Linked DNA regions of Homo sapiens: region 2 is linked to region 1. Evidence: chromatin loops called from intact Hi-C (ENCODE). Cell type or tissue: tibial artery. All regions are shown on one strand.

Region 1 (2,500 bases):
TTTTTGTACTTTTTAGAGAGATGGGGTTTTGCTATGTTGCTCAGGTTGGTCTCAGACTCCTGAGCTCAAGCAATCCACCTGCCTCTGCCTTCCAAAGTGCTGGGATTACAGGCGTGAGCCACCACACTTATGTTTTGATAGGCAAGAATTGTTTGCATTTCTATCAGTTTTCCAGGGATTATAAGTCACCCAGTCAAAGACACAGACCCCAGCAGCATCAGATAAATGCCCAGTGTTCCACTGAAAGGACACCCAGTCATCCCCTTTGCCCACTTCCAAGCCTTTCACAACTTCTTCTAATGCAGGAAAGGGAAAGGAAAGAACATTCCTGGCCTCCTCTTGGGTGCTGTACAAAGATTCTCACAAGCATCAACCTAGGAGACAGTCCCAATCCTGCAAGGTAATCATGATTCCACTCCTCCAAGAGGAAACAGGAGCTCAGAGAGGTTAAGTGTCTTGGAGGTGCACATGCTGCCCACAAACGGCAGTGCCAGGATATAAGCAGCTGGTTCTGGAACTTCTCTATGAAAGGACTTAGAGCCACCATCTGGCAGAGAAGGGCCTCTGAGCCTTGTCTGGAAGCTGCACCTACACAATGAAGGTGGAATCAGCATGTGTGATCATGTGTGGAGTCTTGGAGGGGGCCTGATGGAGCTCCCTGGGCAGGGGAGGCAGAGAGCCTAAAGACCTGTCCCCCTAATGCTTTCAGTGCCATGCTGGATTTAGGACAGCACCTTTTAACTGCAGGGGCCCTGCTCTTATCTCTATGCCACCTGCTGTTGCAGGGTCCCTGGAACCAGGACATGAAACCCAGGACTTCCTCAGCCGTTTCTCAGGGGTCCACATCAGGCTTCTGCAACTAAGCTGAGCAACTCTTACAGAGAAGCCAGCCACTCCTAAACTCCACTTTAAAGAGGCCAGAACTCACACAACCACAAAGCCATGCCCGCTGCCCTGCCCTCCTCCTCCTCCTCCTCCTCCTCTACCCAGCTGTGTGATCCTAGGCAAGATCACTCCCAACCTTTTCCCCCTCCATCCCTCTTCCCCTCGCTAACCATTCTTTTCCTGCTAGCTGTCCTGGAATCCCTTGGGCTTGCAGGAACTCCACCCAGGCCATATCCCTCTACAGCTATTCCTGCTGTTTGTGTCCTCAGCTCTGCCAATTAAGGTTGCTCAGAAGCTTCCTTTTTGTTGACCCACTGGAATTTAAAAGCTGAAGAGAGCAATGGCTATCACTCTGGCTCAGCCCACACCCTACCCTACCTCCACTCCCATTTTACAAATAATAAACTTGCCCAAGATCACACAATGAATTAGTGACGGAACCTGCAGCTTTCTCTGGAATTAACTCCTTGCCAGGCTGAGACATGAAGAATTGCCTGGTAGTCCCTGCATTCGCTGATACCTCTGGACCTTTGGCTTAGGAGATCTGACCTGCCCTGACCCGCAATTACTAACATCTCCATGTGGCCAGCAGCCAGAGGGTGGACAAGATTCACTCTCCCAAGATTTGCTTCACCAAAACCAGGCTGTAAGACATCTGACCCACAAATGAGGGAATCTTTACTTAATTTGTCAGCAACCTACTGAACCCAAATGGCAATCTTTGCTCTCAGGCTCAGCCAAACCCAGGTATAAGGAAAGAAAAATGGAAGAAAGACAGTATAAGTTCATTCTTACTTTTAACATATAACCACAAAAAAACGCCCCCAGCTTTTTTTGTTGACTCTGCTTTGAAGTGCCAAAGGAAAGAATCCTGATCACTTTGCTAGATTTCCAGAGACTGTGAATATTTTTTTCCAGCATCTTCAAATTATGGCTAGTCCTGAAGATAAATAAAGCATAAGTCAAGCAGAAAGAGAGAAAATCGTTGCCTCACTAATTTCCCCTGTGTTCTAGGTTCCAAAAACATCTCTCACCAGATAGTAAAATGATCTGTTTGTGTCTGTCTCCTGCTCTGATCTATATCTTCCCACAGAACTAGGATCAGGGGGTCCCAGATGAGAATGCACCTGCCCTGGACTCCCCACCATCCCCAAGGCCCACACTGGACAGACCTCCCCCAGACAGCCTCATCATCACCCCCACCTCTCTAACTTCATCTCATCACTGCCCTCTTCACTCACTTCACTCCAGCCTCACTGCATTCTTTGCTATTCCTTCAAAACACAAAACTCACTCCTAAGTCAGAGCCTTCGCACCACTGTTCCCTCTGCCCGGCTCACTCTCCCTCCCAAAAGCACGGCTGGACCTGTCAGCTCATTCAACCCCAAAATTACCTGCTCAAAGAGGCTGTCCTGACCATCCTCTCTGAAAAGGTTCCTCTGAACTGGGCACAATGGCCCATGCCTATAGTCCCAGCTATTCGAGAGACTGAGGTGGGAGGATCACTTGAGCCAAGAAGTTGAAGTCCAGCCTGGGCAACATAGCGAGACATTATTTCTAAAAAAAAAAAAATTCTTTTAAGAAACAAAAATTTCCTCCATTACCCTCTCTCCCC
Region 2 (2,500 bases), 170 kb before region 1:
CTCAGTGCCCAAATCCACTAGTTCATTAGCAGTTGCAAACTGGTGATGTTCTATTTCCATCATTGCTTCTGCATTTTTTTGCAAACATTCTTCTATAAAAGGAAACTCCCCCTCAACTTTTTAGTTACCCTGAGTAACAGTGTGTACAGGGTAAGCATGACGCATTTTTGAGTCTTTTCCTTTGCTAACATTCAAAGCAATAAGTCAATTCCCTAGTACTTTGGGAGTTGTGTTTGTGAATGGCAGAGATGAACCTGACCTCTGCAGGAGGAGAGAGGTAGGGGCTCTCAAATTCTCTTAATACCTTTGTAGGAGAGGTGTTAATGCACCCATTTTTCTTTTTCTTTTCTTTTCTTTTTTTTTTTTTTTTGAGACAAGTTCTCACTCTGTCACCCAGGCTGGAGTGCACTGGCACAATCTCGGCTCACTGCAACCTCCAGCTCCCCGGTTCAAGTGATTCTCCCACCTCAGCCTCCTGAGTAGCTGGGACTACAGGTGCGCAATACCACACCTGGCTGATTTTTGCATTTTTTGGTAGAGACGGGATTTCTTTCATCATGTTGGCCAGGCTAGCACCCATTTTTCCTAAATGGGAAAATGGAGACCCAGAGGTGGCATAAGTTAATAAGTGGAGGAGCCTGGATTTTATTTTAGGTCTGTCTGGTTGCAGAGACCAAACTCTACTGCTGAGGCAAAGCCCTTTCCCTAGGGTTATAGGGAATCACCCTAATCCTGGGATCTGGCTGGCAGGAGCTTCTTCCTTCTCTGGCTTGCCAGAAATCAATAATCTGTAGTCTGAAAAAATGATATGTGTATCCCTGAGGCCTAAGAATACTCTTAATTAAAATTGCTTTTTTAATCACAATTATAACATTGTATTGTTGGATTTCAGAATACTTGTGTTGTTAAGTTGTTTCTGAGAGTTAAACCTCAGGCTAGGCTACTTTAATCAGATTTATGTGACTCACTTATTGCAGTATAATACAATGATATCATGATTTGCAATCCTGTGGTACATAATAAACATAATTGGCACATTTGAGTGACGGAAGCTTGTATTGAAAGGGACTTAATTATCATGGATTCTGGGGATTAACCGTAGGAATGAAGGGATTTACTGAAAGTGGAAGGCTAATTTCAGGTCATAAAAAACATTTGTATAGCAACACTGTGTGTTTAATTGGCAGTTGCATGAAGAACCATCAAAACATCCAGCGAATGAATGCATTAAGATTACCTATCAGTATGCTTTGTGTTGCAAGTGATTCAAGCTGGTTTGAACATGGGCTCACAGGATTTATTTTTATTTATTTATTTATTTCATATGACCATATGACAGAACTAGATTTGTTGGTTTATTTGCTCTTTCAACACAAATATGGAAACACAGACAAGTCATGCTTGCTTTTTTAAACCAACAAATTAAAATTGCGAACATGGCTAAATTTCAAATCAGATTAAATAAAAAATATTCTGTATGGAAAGCATGTAATAGCTTTTGTCTTCTTCCTCACCACCTGGAGCGCTCTTCCCTTTCCCTTCTCCCTCTGCCCCCACCTTGTCTGCCTAACTCTTACTCTTGTTAAAACCTTAGGTTACAAGTTTCTTCCTCTGCCATTCCTTCCCAAATATCAAATTCAATTTAGGTTTTCCTCTTATGTATTATCCTAGATTTTCCTGAATGCTAGTGTCATTTTTGTGCTGTTCACTACAGTGCCTGGCACATGGTGGGCACATAAAATTTATAGAACGCAGGAACAAGAGGTTAACTATGGAATCCCATCATTTAATGGTGAGGGACTGAATATATAAATGGATAATGGGCAGAACATACATGACAATAAAACTCTGACTTTAAGCAAACAGACCAGAACAATTAGAACTTGGTTAATGACTACCAGCTTTCCAAATATGCTCCCCAAACCAGTCACATAGGATGCTTCCCTTCCAGTTGGCCTGCCTTCACTTCTTCATGCCAACAACTTTTTTTTTTTTTTTTTGAGATGGAGTCTCGCTCTGTCGCCCAGGATGCAATGCAGTGGTGCCATCTTGGCTCACTGCAACCTCCACCTCCCGGGTTCAAGCAATTCTCCTGCCTCAGCCACCAGAGTAGCTGGGAGTACAAGCATGCACCACCACGCCCGGCTAATTTTTTTTGTATTTTTAGTAGAGACAGGGTTTCACCATATTGGCTAGGCTGGTCTCGAACTCCTGACCTTGGGCTCACAGGATTTATTTACTAAACTGTCCAGGGGTAGATCTGACTGGACTGTAGGGCTCAAGAGCTGTGTTCAGGACCTGGTTTCTCTCTTCATTTCAGGGCCCTGCTTACTTTATGTTGAATCCATTTTCACAAAGACTCTCCTCTGTGGTCCCAAGATGGCAACTGCCGGCTTCTAGCTTTTTTGGCTACAGACTTCTTGGTTGGTATTAATAGGAAAAGGTAAAGGGCCTTTGTTTAATTTTCAGTAAGGCTTATTGGTCCTGAATGGGTCATGAA

Evidence for each region. Peaks named below come from ENCODE experiments on the same cell type or tissue, not always from the same donor. Only the 100,000 strongest peaks of a DNase experiment are listed, where the experiment ranks them.
Region 2: it touches region 1 in a loop (2.6-fold over the local background); 5 of 110 quality-filtered maps call a loop at or near these places.

What each region holds. Positions count from the first base shown.
Region 1 is chr3:42,253,399-42,255,898 of GRCh38, reverse strand. It overlaps LOC105377048 (a long non-coding RNA gene), which reads right to left. Exons shown (of 4, transcript XR_940772.3): 4 at 2,405-2,442. Among named protein-coding and RNA genes, the nearest start is that of CCK, 12 kb to the left of the region's middle. RefSeq lists an enhancer at 1-161. In tibial artery, no CTCF peak of the experiment used is centred here; DNase peaks (open chromatin) are centred at 778 and 1,428; H3K27me3 peaks cover 1,408 bases.
Region 2 is chr3:42,423,706-42,426,205 of GRCh38, reverse strand. No RefSeq gene overlaps it. Among named protein-coding and RNA genes, the nearest start is that of LYZL4, 14 kb to the right of the region's middle. In tibial artery, no CTCF peak of the experiment used is centred here; no DNase peak of the experiment used is centred here.